Regions from separate parts of the Homo sapiens genome. Here region 1 is linked to region 2. The links are chromatin contacts, found by Hi-C or POLR2A ChIA-PET in ENCODE. All regions are on one chromosome and are shown on one strand. The core of a region is the stretch at or near the end of the contact, and the rest is flanking DNA. Distances in the headings are between cores, read along the strand shown.

Evidence for each region. Hi-C counts contacts between places; a loop is a spot of excess contacts on that map. ChIA-PET counts read pairs that join two places held with the same protein, here RNA polymerase II (POLR2A). Pooled maps may share reads with other maps.
Region 1: a loop to region 2 is called in a map of K562, with 2.2 times the contacts of the local background. The contact joins two enhancer-like sites. A Hi-C loop is called at or near these places in 8 of 168 maps with a recorded cell type or tissue (K562, dorsolateral prefrontal cortex, heart left ventricle and 4 more) and 1 of 50 pooled maps. POLR2A ChIA-PET finds 5 or more read pairs at or near these places in 1 of 52 experiments (MCF 10A).

What each region holds. Positions count from the first base shown.
Region 1 is chr11:45,651,538-45,658,514 of GRCh38, reverse strand. It overlaps CHST1 (carbohydrate sulfotransferase 1), which reads left to right. Exons shown (of 4, transcript NM_003654.6): 2 at 5,909-5,994; 3 at 6,425-6,522. LOC124902666 (a long non-coding RNA gene) reads right to left here. Exons shown (of 2, transcript XR_007062662.1): 1 at 6,961-6,977; 2 at 5,818-6,046. Among named protein-coding and RNA genes, the nearest start is that of CHST1, 11 kb to the left of the region's middle. Within about 2 kb of position 4,039, at least 3 of the 41 ENCODE cell types and tissues checked have a DNase peak (open chromatin) inside an H3K27ac peak, as active enhancers do.
Region 2 is chr11:45,552,583-45,558,936 of GRCh38, reverse strand. No RefSeq gene overlaps it. Among named protein-coding and RNA genes, the nearest start is that of CHST1, 110 kb to the left of the region's middle. Within about 2 kb of position 4,201, at least 2 of the 41 ENCODE cell types and tissues checked have a DNase peak (open chromatin) inside an H3K27ac peak, as active enhancers do.

The sequences.
Region 1 (6,977 bases), core at 2,790-5,289, 100 kb before region 2:
AAGGTCTCTGCAGCCACAACAGTCAGGGTCTCCAACCACGCAGGCTGCTGGCGCTTCAGTGGAGCAGGCTACGGCATCTGTTTTAACTTTTAAAAACATTTCCAGGCCAATGGTGCCCCTCTGTGCATTTAGTAGTCCATAAAAATCATGGTCATGGCTCTTAATAAGCATTTGCTCTGTGCCTAGCACTGTGTTAAGCTGTGGGCATCCATCGGCCTTCTGTCTCACTGCCCAAATATTAGAAAGATTCTGTGATTGTTTCTCCCATTTCCTACATAAGGACAAGTGAGGCCTATAGAGGTTAAGAGCCTCACGCAAGGCCTCATAGCTATAAGGCAACAGCAGTTGGATTCAAATCCAGGCCTCTGTGGCCCCACAGCTGGGGTGCCTAACTACCCCTCCGACTGCCTCCCTGAATGCTTGTGGGTACCTTCTCCAGGAGGCTTGAGACATCCATGGGTATCATGTGGACATTGGAGTGCTCTGCCCTGGAGACACCAGAGCTCATAAGAGGCAGCTGGGCAGCCCTGCTGATGGTGAAAAATCGGTAGACCAATTGCTCTCCAGGTGCTTGTCTTGGAAACCATGACTGTGAGAGCTTGTCCCTACTGGAGGTGCTCAGAAAATGTAGTGGTTCTGCCTGTGGGGCCCAGGGATTCTAGGGATTGTTCGCAAGTACCATGTTTGTGGTGGTCCAGGTTCTGGAGAGAGGGTCCATAGACCTCACAGTGTTTCAAGTTGAGGTGGGCATGACCCCAAAGAGAAGGGGTCCCTTGGGCTGACCTAGACCACAGAGGCCGAGTCTGGACCCCAGCAGCTCACCCCTCTGGAAGGTTGCACTGGTTGGATTGTGTGTTGGCATACTGCTCACATGGAAGGATGCTCTAGGACACTGTCCCATGAAACTCGTCTTTGGATTTCTTAGGTACAAAGTCTTGAGGACGAGTTCATGGTGGCACACGCACAGAGCTCTGTAAGAGCTCCCTTGGGAGAAATCTTGCACTGGATTCAGTGTCAGGAATAGCTGGACATCTCTTGAGTGGATGCTTTAATCTTTATCTCATGGGTCCTGTGAAACAAGTAAATGAAATATTTCCCTTTTCCTATTGGCTAGCTCAGTAGCCCACACATGGTGTGACTCTTGTACACTGACTTGGCCTCTGGTTGTTTCAGACTCTTATACCCTTGTTTTCCCCTTGCCTTGCCTTCATTTTCATCACCTCATTTTCCTTAGGAAGAAAAACGCCTTGCTGTTTTATGCATTTTAGCCTTAACTAAAACATTCATGGGGGATTAGTGCTGGCTACGTCAGAGTCAGGGAGTAAGCATTTCCCCTCTGCAGTCTCCATCCTAGAGGCCTGTTCGCCAGCTCCTCCCTCCCTGTCCCATTCCCTTGTCCCTTGCTCCAGTTCTTGGGACCCCAGAGCCTTGGGACCCCATTCATCATGGCTCCTGAGTTTGTCCGGAAAGACGATGTTCAGGTTCTTGCCCTGCCCTCACTGTGCTGCTTCTTCATCCCCCAGGGCTTCACAGTAGTTTTTTAGGGAGAAATGTCTGGGAGAAGAGTCATTTCCCCATCCCAGGGCTCAGCTGCTCCCATAGCCACAGGCCCCCTCTGAAATCCAGCTTTATTTCAGCTCCGTCCCTGTATCTCAGCAGTCCCCAGCTGCCTACTGTCCTTAGTGGCCCACCTGAGCAGACAAAGCCCATTTCTGGCGGAAAAGCAGTGCCTTTGACCCTGGTGCCTTGGAAATGGGGGTGGGGAGAGCTGGCTGGCAGTGCCTGGGGGGGGAGGGTGGGAGGCACAGTGAGATGCCAGGGCTGATTTTCAGTACCGCACCCTGTCATCAATCACCCCTCTACTTCCTACATGGAGTGGCTTCACTGTGTCCCCCAAAATTAATAAACTCAAACTGAATCAAAAAGCTCAGTGTAAACGGTGTCTCCTCCCACCCTAGTCTCCTCGAGGCCCCCTCCCTCTGGGACATCTCCCGTTACTAGCTCAGAGCAAGCTCTTTCAGTGATTGTTTATGCATATATACAAATATACATGTCCACCTCCTTAAACAAATCTGAAAAGGTGGTGTACTATTACACACATGTTTTCTGGCTCTAGCTTTTGAAACTTATATATGCTGGGTGACTGTTTCTATCAGTACGTTCATGTCTGAGGAGGCTTCTCTGATATAGTCGGTTGGAAAGACAATTCCCTGGACATGTTAATAATGAAGGGGTTAAGCTTCTAGGAAAGAGTGGGGTGCCCAAGCTTGGGCTTTCAGAGGTTCGGGAAACTTCTCAATTGTGTGTGTAAAATTGTGGGCACTAATGGCATTTCTAAGGGGAGGGATTGTGGTTCGAAAGGTCTGTGGCCCAGAAAAGGTGAAACAAGGCCTCAGCCCTGGGTTTCATGGGATTTCTGTACAGCAAGAGGTGGGGGCTAACTTGGCAGAAGGCAGCACCGCTAGGTTCTAGGGCCGCCACCCCCTGGCGCTGCCACAGATCAGGCCGAGGTGGGGGACAGAAATGCCCAGCCCTAGAATCCTCCTGGAAGATGACTGGGTTTTTCCCACTCCCAATGGAGGGTCCCCCTGTCTGCTGTGTGGGTGGCCCCAACTGTCCCTGAGAATGAAGTCTGGGGCCTTCCTGGGATTATAGAGAACACCAGGGTTAGAACTGGGAGGCCCTTCAGTCATCACTGGATCTATGGTGTAACTGAGGCACAGAGAGGCCAGGGGGTGAGTCCAAGGTCACCCATCCGGAGGCCATGTGGGCCAGTCCTGCCTGTGACATTCAGGTCTGTGCTCCTTCCCTGCCAGAGCACCATGAGATGAGCGGGAGAGGCCCTGGGAGAAGGCGAGGCTGCCTGTTGCAGCTGGGCTCTCCCGGTGCGGCTAGGGTGGGGGTGCACGGAGCAGAGGCCGCAGCCCGGGTGGGCGTGCCATCCTCACACCTCACTGCATCTTGCAACATCACCTCCCGCTGGCTGCATCCTCACATCAGGTTGTAGCCAACAGCCCCAGAATTCTGAATACAGCAGCGATGACGGGACTACGAGGCTGCACCGCAGGATGTGGTCACTAGAGGGCAGCAGGAAAGCCACTGCGGTGGCTCAGCAGGAAGAAGTTCCCAGGCCGGGAGAGGAGCTGCAGGAAGAAGGGGCGGTGGGCAGAGCCAGACCCCGTGGGCTGCAGGATGATTTGTTCTAGGCCCTTTCCTGAGACAAAAAGCAAACCAGACATTTGGTGATGATGATATTAATTGACATTTAGTGAGTGCTTACGCTGCACCAGGCACTGTACTCACTAATTAGTCCTCACAACAGCCTTGTTATAATTATCCCCATTTTTGCATATGCGAACATAGAGGCCCAGAGAGGTGAAGAAAGCTAGCCAAGATCTCTCAGCCAGTAAGTGGCTGAGCTGGGATCAGCAGGGCTGGTGTCAGAGGCTGGGTTGGGTCTATATGCCTGGCATTGACTAAATGCTTTAAGACCTTCAATTCTTACCAGCACTACTGTAGCTATGACCACTTTATGGATGGGGAAACTGAGGCTCAGGGACAGCTGGTGAATCACCCACGCCCACACACCTGCTGAGTGACAGATCCAGGTAGGCATGGTTCAGGGGGTGAGCTCTGTGAATTACAGTTTTCCAATATAGAGCTGTTCACTGCTCCCAGTCTGTGCCCTCATCTCAAGTTCACTGATAATGAAATCTGAGCTTTCTCCTGGGAGTGAAAGCTCACCAACTTGCCTGCTTTCTAACAGAAATGATAGATCGTGGTCTCCTGTGTCCAAGGTTTGCTTGGATTTTTACTAAGCAGAGGTAGAGGGAGGCCAGGCCAGAGGTTGCTAGAAGCCTAGGGATGGGCTCTGGGGGCCACAGTCTGGCTTGGAGGATGAGGGCATTGAGGAGTCTTTTGTAGTGGCTAAGGCTTCCTTGGGAACAACAGGACCTGGCCCCAGGGCCTCTGGTTTCCAGGGCAGATGCCTTTAGCATACCAAGGACACTTGGCCAGCCCCAGGCCCAGCTCTGCCAGGCTGGGAGAGCGGGGACATTTCCAGGAGGGCTGGACTTCCCCCATCTTCCCGTTCCCATTCCCTGGCTTTGCCCTCCCCGGGGGTACAAGGGAATGGCCTGTGGCTGGGCCTTCAAACACATGCCCCTCCTCGGTGTCCAGGCCACACCTTGTGAGGCCGAGTCTCGCTGTCTTAGGGATTTATAACATCCAGCTGCTTCAGTGACTTCTGATTTATTAGCAAAGCAGCAGCTTCCAGTCCTGGCCTTAAGTTTCTCTGGGTGGATGAAGAGTTGGGGGAAGAAACTTAAACGGCCCCCTCCCCAGCAAGATGGCAAGATGTTTCTCTTTAAATAAAACCCTAGGGTGAGTTCTGCTTTTGGAATTGGAACCCCAGAATTAAGTGAAGACTCCTTAAGGATTCTGTTTCCTGTCTTGATGAGGACCAAGGAGGGTGTAATATGAGTGGAATTAGGGAAAAGGATTTGAACGTGGACTTCCTAGCACGTTGCCTGGGCTGGAATCCTGGCTCCTTATTATGGGTGTGAGCTTGGGGAAGTTATCTAACCTTGAAGGGCCTCAGCTTCCTTATCTGTAAAACGGGGTTGTGACAGTATCAACTTCATAGAGCTGGCATGAGGGTGCGATGAGCTGATGGCTGTGAAAGAAGCATGTGCCTGGGAGGAACATTGTGAATGCCCAGCAAGTGCTTGCCTTCCTTGGTGTTATTTGACCCATAGCATCTAGAACAGTGCCTGGCACATACAGGAGTTCTGATAGATGTCTGTGAATAAATACAAAGGAAGCGTATCCAAATGAAATGATGCTGCAGCCAAAGAACAGACTCCTAAATGACTTAAAAATATGACCTGGCACTATTATTGATGACATTCCCTGTCTGTTTCTTGAAAGCCATTCACATTCACCATGGGGCACTGGGGCAGAGCAGGCCTGCACTTGCAGGGGTCAGGTTTAAAGTAGAGGGGCCTTTCTCCCTGGATACCTGGCCCAGCCCCATGATGGAGGCCAGCATCCTCTGCCACTATGGGATGAGGTCGGGGTGGGATGCAGTGTGGTTGGGATTGTGGTTTTTCTCTGATCACGTTGAGAAGTTCCTAAGACTCTAAACTGCCCCTTTCCCTCTTGACTGCTACTTGGTGATCTGGTACTGATTCCTAAAGAAGTGAAATTTCATATTTAAAACACGACTTGATTTCTCCATCTGAACAGTGGGAGTGAGGACCCTGACCTCCGAGAGTGCTTATAGGGAATAACACAGTGCTAGAAGTTGGGTGAGCTGAGCCAGGCAGAACTGCAGGTTTGGGAAAAGAGGATCCACTCACCCGCTCCCAAAGGAGTCACGTCAAATAGTGGGGTGTGGGAAGAATCTTCACAAAGCACGTGAGTTCACCCTATCAGCTGTGAACCAACAGATCCACAGGACCAGACAGCAAAGGGGAGGAACATGCTCTAAGTCTCAGAAGCATCTGCCTGCCCAGTCCCCGTCATGCTGATTCACAAATGGGCTGGGGCCAGTAATGGCATGCATGTTTGCAGGCCAAATATGTTTAAGCTGGAGGAACAGGAAGCCAAATCTCCTTAGAGGGAAAGAGCTGGACTCTGGGGAACCTACCAGATGGGGGTTAAAGCAGGCCTGTGAGCTCAGGCCGGTTCCTCTACCTCTGTGCCTTGGCTTTCTCGCCTGTGAAGTGGGCAGATATTGGCTTCCACATCTGGTTCTTGCTAGAAGGACACGAGCTGATGCAGGGAAGGGGCTTGGCGCAAAACTGTCAACTGAGATAATGTGGCGATCTTGGTGTTTTAATTCAGACTCTATGAGGTGCATCGAGGTCAGGAATGCTCCCTGGTCCACTTTCGCTTTGAGTTTCAGGTAGCTGGTGTCACTTCGGTGTGGTTGGAAGAAGACTTTCTCCCCAGCTGCATTCCCGGAGGCGCCCTTTCGACCTGGAGGCCGGGGTAAGCCCCCCTGCCCTTGCTGACTTCTGCTAACCCACTTCCTGGGGAATCGCTGCACAAGTTGAATTTTAAAGGGTTAGGATTATTTCATGGATTTAAATTGCAGAACCCTGCCAGTCTCCCTGCCTGCTGGGTTCTGGTGTGAGCAGAGGGACTGCGGTTTATTAGAAGAATGTGGTGGGGTGGGCGAGGAAGGTGACAGGAGTGGGATACAGTCCAGGACTCAGAGGGCCACACTCAGGGGATCAGAGATGGCACTGGGTTGGTTGGGGCGCTGAGTCAGGGATGGATCTGGAGAGCAGGCAGAGCCCTTATTGCCTGGCCCTCGGGGCAGACTGTGAGGCACAGGACACAGAAGGGAAGGAGTGGGGAGGGGGCACTGAGACCCCAGCTCCACCTTCTGAGCCCTTCCCCTCCCTGTCTTTTGCAGTCTGCTGGCCACAGGGCTGCCGCACTGGCTGGGACTGCCAGCTGGGCCTGGAGACGCTGGTGGCTGTGGACTCCCCAGCTTGGAGCAGTCCCTCTTTGGTAAGTGGTTGAACCCTCCTGTGTTCTCCCCAGGAGCAGCCCCAGCCCCCACTCAGGTCTGGTAGCTGAGCCAGCCTCCAGAGAGGGTGCCTACAGGATGCTCAGGTGGGCTCCTGGCCCCGGACTCTCAGCGGCCCCATTCGCTCTTTCTGCTTCTCCATGGTCCCTCCCCAGTCCCCCTTCTGTGGGCAGAGGGGACACAGGAGGTAAGAGGGGAGGCCCCTGACTCCCTAAGATCTTCTTTGCAGGCCAGTTCACTCTGTGTCAGTGGGGATTATGTCACCTCCATGGCCTGGACCCTTGTCCCTAGAGACCAGGAACAGACCCTGGGTGCTGGGAAGGGTTGCCTCTCAGCAGACCCTGGACATCTGTCTCTGCTCCAGAGACTCTTAGAGACTCCACAAGCCCCAGAAGTCTACATCTGGAGTAAGTGGTCACCTGCATCCATGAGTTGG
Region 2 (6,354 bases), core at 2,952-5,451:
TTAGCACAATTGAGGATGCCTACCACATGCGAGGATGCCTGCCTCATGAGAGGCTCATGCTGGGCCTTGGAGAACTTATAGGCAGGGGATGGAGGGCTGAGCCAGCCCTGATTTATCAACAAGGCCCTCCTAGTGAGAGATCCTGCAGCTAGAACCCAGTCAAGCCATGTCTGGATTCCTGAACCACAGAAACAGTGAGATGGTAAACGTGTATTGTTTTAAGCCTCTAAGTTTTGGGAGTAATGACGAATACATCCCATAATAGTAATGACACTAGGATTCACTCATTCATTCATTCATGACATCAGTCAGTACTCATCCACTCATTCATTTATTCATGAAACCAACAAATATCCATGAAGTGCCCGTCATGTGTCAGGTACCAGCGTCATGTTATATGAGCACTTGATATGTGAACTGTACATTACAGTTTATAAAGGACTCCCTTGTAGGTTAATTATTCTTGTGTCTCAGCAGAAGGGGCTCCTAGAGCTCCTCAAGTACAGCCCTGTAATCAAGGCCTGCTTGCTGTGTCTCCTTCCTACAGCAGCCGAGGATGGTGGGGAGCCCAGCTTGTATCCTCCCGCCTGCCTTTGCCCATGTGGTCCCAAACAGGCACCGTCAGTTCAAGCCCAGCATGATCTTGAAGCCTCAAGTCCCCAAAGACTCAAGGGTGAGAAACATAACCTTCTAGGTCACTGGGCAGAAGAGGCACCTGTAGCTCAGATATGGTTTGGCTGTGTCCCCACCCAAATCTCATCTTGAATTCCCACATGTTGTGGGAGGGACCGGGTGGAAGGTGATTGAATCATGGGGGCAGGTTTTTCCCATGCTGTTCTTGTGATAGTGAATAAGTTTCATGAGATGTGATGGTCTTAAAAAGGGGACTTTCCCTGCACAAGCTCTCTTCTCTTGTTTGCCACCATGTGAGACATGACTTTCACCTTCTGCCATGATTATGAGGCCTCCCCAGCCACGTGGAACTGTAAGTTCAATAAACCTCTTTCTTTTGTAAATTGCCGAGTCTTGGGTATGTCTTTATCAGGAGCATGAAAACAGACTAATACAAGTCCCTCTTGAGTTCAGGTAAGTAACTTTCCTGGGCTCTACACTCATTCCTGGGATCCAGGATCTTGGGGGGTGGGGTGGGGTCTTCCTACCTGCCTGAAGTCCCTTGTCTGTACAGAAAAGGGCACTGGTCTGACCCAGCCCCATTCCTCACCTGAGCACCCACATGGACCCAAGCCAGAAAGAGGAGGTCAGGCTAAGATGCTGAGTCAGGGTGCTTTAGGCAGCAAGTAATAGAAGAATCGACCACTGCAGGCATCAACCATAAAGAAAATGTGTTATCTCATAGGACGAGATGTTCCAGAGGCAGCGTTGCTTAATTCCATGACTCAGCAACATCCCCTGAGGCCATGGTTTTTGTTTTCCCTTTTCTCTCTCTTCCATCCTCAGGGTGGGCTGTTCCCTCATGGTCATGAGGTGGCTGCCACTGCTCCAAGTATCACAGCCTTATAGCTGCAGCCAGAGGCAGAAAACAACTTGCTTCTTGTGACTCATTTCTTTTCAAGAGCAAAGAAACTTTTCCCAGAAGTCCCCCAGCAGACATTTTCTTTTGTTTTGCTGGCCAAAATTGCACCACCTGCCCTCTCTCCCCGAACAAAGCATAGTCATTGGGGTTACTGGGATTGGCTTAGACCAATCATGATTCATTCCCTGGGGCTGGGAGTGGCTCCACCTTTCCTGACCTCTGGACAGCACTGGGCTTCTGTTAGAGAGGAGTCCCTGCTGTCCCACTCTGCCTTCTCTGCCCCTCCCCTTCCCACTCCAGACCTCAGCCCTCAGGAACGTACCCCCATCCCACGCCTGGCACCTCCCCTCTGGTCAGCCAAGGACAGGCAAGGATCAGAGTCTCTGAGACAGAGGGCCCAGTGTGAGCCAGAGCCCTGGGCTGACGCAGGACCTTGGCATTGTCCAGCTCCCAAATCCCTGGGTAGCTGGTCTCAGAGCTCCCCTGCCCGACCCCAGCCAGTCACAGAACTGCTGACACTCACATCGCACTTACCAGGCTCTGTCGTAAACTCTTTATGTAAGTTACTTACTCCTTACAGCAACTGTAGAAGTAGTTCTGTGATCATCCTCATTTATCAGAGGAGGGAATGGAGACAGAGAGCTAGACCATGCAGCAGGAACTTAGTGGAGCTGAATGTGAACCCAGGAAGTCTGGCTCCAGAATCTTCCCTGAACTGCAGCTCTACGGCCCCCCCAAGTCCTGCTCCATCCCCTTAGTGCAGGTCACTGAATCACAGCCTTTCTGGGCAGCAAGCAGGACAGAGCCGGGGAGGGGAGGTGTCCTGGAGGGACCTGGGCTGCCTACCTCCCCCAGCCCGTGGGAGAGTCACAGGGCTTTGCTGAGCCTCTGTTTTTAATGTTTGAAAGGTGAATCCTAATGATGCCTGTATCAGAGGGGTGTAGTGAAAATGAGAGATTATAACCTCTAATAGTTAGTAGAGGACGACAGGATGGCAGAACAGTGATGGATGGGTAGACGAGGAGCATAGTGGATACAGCTCCCTCTGCCCACCACCCTCTTGTCTAGTGGTGCCCATGGCTTACTCCTCCACTTCCTACAGATCTTTGCTCAGCAAGGTCCTTCCTGACCACTGATAGGAAACAGAGTGCCAGCGCTGGCACTTCCTCTCCCCTTACCTTCTCCATCAATGAAGGGATCCCATCAACATCTGACCTGTTCGCTGCCTTGTTAAGATGCGTACTGCCTGTCTCCTGCATTAGAATGTAAACTCCACTATTTTGTTCACTACTTATCTCTAGGGCCTAGAATGTTATTCAGCACATAGCAGGTACTCAACAAATAATTGTTAGGGAAGTGAATGAATGGATGAATGAATGAGTAAAGGGGAGGATGGAATGAATGACCCATGCTGGGATTTGAATGCTGGTCTTGCTGAGGGAAGCAGGGAGGTCAAGTCCAAGGATTCTTCCCAGCCCCACAGCTGCTGTCCCTGGCAAATCAGTGGCCACTCCGTATTCAGTGTATACTACTGGGTGTAGGGAAGGAGCTCCAGGCTTAACCTCTCTTGGCCATCTTCTCTCTTGTCCCTCTACCCTTCCAAGACACAGAGCCTTGTCCTATAGCTCAAACTTATCCCACCCTGGCCTCTCCTCATAGATGGAATTTGAAACTTCAGGAGCACTTGGTCTGGAGTCAGACAGATCTAGATTCAAATCCCAATGCTGTGGCCTCCTTGCTGTGCGACTTTGGGGAAAGTGACTTGATTGTCTAAGCCTTTGGCTCCTCTTTTGCAATATGGGTCCAATCACAAGCCTGACTTGCTAGCATTGTGGGAACTAAGCTTGATGACAGACGCAGAACCCTTATTGTGGCTTGTGAGAAGGACTTAATAAAAGAAATCGAAACCAACCAGACAGACAATTATTGAGTGCTTACCCTCAGGCGGACATGGTGCTAAGTGCGTTATGTGCACTTAGTTCTCCCACCCACCCCATGGGGTAGATACTAGCAGTATTCCCCTTTTAAAGATGAGAAAACAGAGGCACTAAGATGTTGAGTCATTCACCCAGCAGCACCAAGCGAGTGAATGGTAGAGCTGGGATTTAACAAACATTTAAAACAAAACTCAGCGGTGGACATGAGAAGATGAGGCAGTGAGAGCCTCTGGTCTGGGGGATGGGAGCCCTGCTGCTGGTCCCTAACTTGCTTGGTGACATGGCTATTCCCACAGGCAGTGCTGAGAAAACCCAGAGGACAAACGGGCTGTCACTGAGGGTGTCTGGGGAGTAGGGCCTTGAAGCAGGAGAAGAAGCTCTGCTTTATTCTGTTTTTAGAAGCTTTTTTTTTGGTTGGGGAGGGGGGAAGTGTCTGGTTATGAAATCAACACATGCTCATTTTAGAAAACATGGAGATGACTTAAAAGTATAAGGAAATAAATAAAAGTGATCTGAAATTTCCCGACCCTGAATATTCACTGTTAACATGTTCATGCAGTTAATTTATTTGCTCAACAAATGTTTATTGAGTGCCTCCCGTCAGCCAGATCTGTGTGTGCCGGACACTGGGGACAGTGTGAGAACCAAGTGGACACAGTCCCTGCCCTCTTGGATTAGATACTGCACAGCTAAACAGACTTGGGGCAGCTCATGGGTGTGGTGCTGAGACGGAGGAGCCACGTGCTGGAGGGCTGGACGTGGACACACGGAGCCAGGACCTGACGGGTGATCTGATTGTGTATTCTGTATTCTCCACTAACTAGTAGGTGTGAGCATCTTTAATTGGGAAATTTTCACAATGCATGAGTGGAAGGGTCCCCAGGTGGAAGGCAGGGCAGAGGCACGACAGCCGCTGCACCTTGGGCCAGGCCCTGGGACACATACCATTCCCCTACAGGAACCCTCTGACCTAGTTTCTTATTCCTCCTGTGTGTTCATGTCCATCAGAACCTGGACTCAGGCCTCACTCCACCCTCCGTGGCCCAAATCCTGGGGTAGCGTGAGTCATCACAGGGAAAGGCCTGAAGGGCAGCCCTCAAAGTCACCTAGACCTCCCGCCCCACTTACCTCAGATGGGGCAGAGGCTCCAAGGCTGTGCAGCAAGGCGGGGCTGTCATCATGGGCAAGGTTAGGGGCCAGGCCTTGTATTGCCTGTGTTTTCTTTCTGCTGCTCTCTAGGCTCATCCTAAGCCAGAAGGCCTGGCCCCTGTCCCCTCCCACCCCCTCCTCCATATGGTCAAGCTTGCTGGAGGAGTGCTGTCTTTGTCTATGGCTACGCCTGATGCCACTTCGTGCTGGTGATCTTGAAGGATACATGAGAGAACAATGCCTGGGCCTTTGCCTCTACTTTCTTCTCCAGCCAGGCCTGCTGGCCTCTTAGGCCGGCCCCCAGCCTGGTTTAAAAGTCCTCCATGCCCCTTGGCATGGAGGAGTCACTTTGGCTGACTCCTTGTCACAGCTGGGGCAAGGTCCAGGCTGGGGTGGGGGATCCCCGGCACCTAGTGTCCCCTCCCCCAGAGGTGAGCTGTTCCAGCCACGGAGGGGGAAGACAGAGTGCTCTTTCTTACTAACTGGATCAGGAAGGGGTGCCAGCTCCACTCCGCATGGTGCATATACACATGCTGCCACGTGCACATATGTTAGCACCTAGGCCACACGTGTGCTCACCCACCATGTGTACAAGCATCCACCAGGATGTACGCTGTGTGGAGGCAGGGACTTCGTTTCATTCACCGAATGCTAGCACAGTGGTGGGTGCATAGAAGGTGTTAATTAAACATTTGTCAAGTGATAACTAAATGAATGATGAAATGAGTGGTAATACTTGTGCATGTCAGTGGCTATGCAGAGGGACACTCCAGTGTCCATTGACAGGCATATGTCAGGCTCATACACATACAGGGGTATGCCAGCACACAAACATATGCTCAAAGACACGTGCACACAGGTGTGTGCTAGTCACACTAGTTGATGTGCACATCTGTGCATGCTTGCTTATTTGAACACATGAGTATGTGGGCACACACCAGTGCAGGCAAGGAGACTCACATGTGTGTAGCCATACCCCTAGTGCAAATATGCACACATAAACCTGCATTTAAAACTGAAGACATTTTAACAAAATTGAGCAAGTCACTTGTTCCGAATCCTGTGCTAAGTGCTGGGTAGGGCTCAGGGGTGGAGAATTGAAGGTGGACTGAATTGGGCTCCATCCCCAAGATGCTTATAATCTATGGAGGATGACAGATATTAATTTAAACAGTACAAAGGGGTGAAGGAAACCATGTGTACGGGTGTATTTGTGTGTGCACATGAGTGCAAGAAATCCTAGAACCTTCAGAATGGAGTGTTGGGTTCCCAGGTGTGTCTCCAGGTGGCTCGTCTAAATCTTGTTTCCAGGTTGATCTAGGGACACTGAGTGACTTGAGTGGGGACTCACGAGCAAAGACGGATGGACTACTTAAAAATGCATCCACAGCATATATTTCTCTGCATGCACACAGCACACATGCAGGCCTACAGCACAGGGATACACATGACCACAGGTGCACAGAACACCCTGCACCTGCTCACACAGCCGGCCAAGCACATGTACCCCACAGGTTCTGACAAGGCCTGCAGGTGTCTCTGGCTCCTCCTGAGTCAGGGGAAGGTGCCTTGAGAGAATCCTGTAAGAGACTGGAGCTGGCGGCTCCTCTAAGGAGTCTATTACACAGCCCAGCTCATTCATCCTGGAGGTGGGTAACAGGATGTGGGCTGCATCTTGGGGGTAGGAATGGGTTTGAAATGTAGCTGAGTCTCAGAAATGTCCTGGACCTGGTG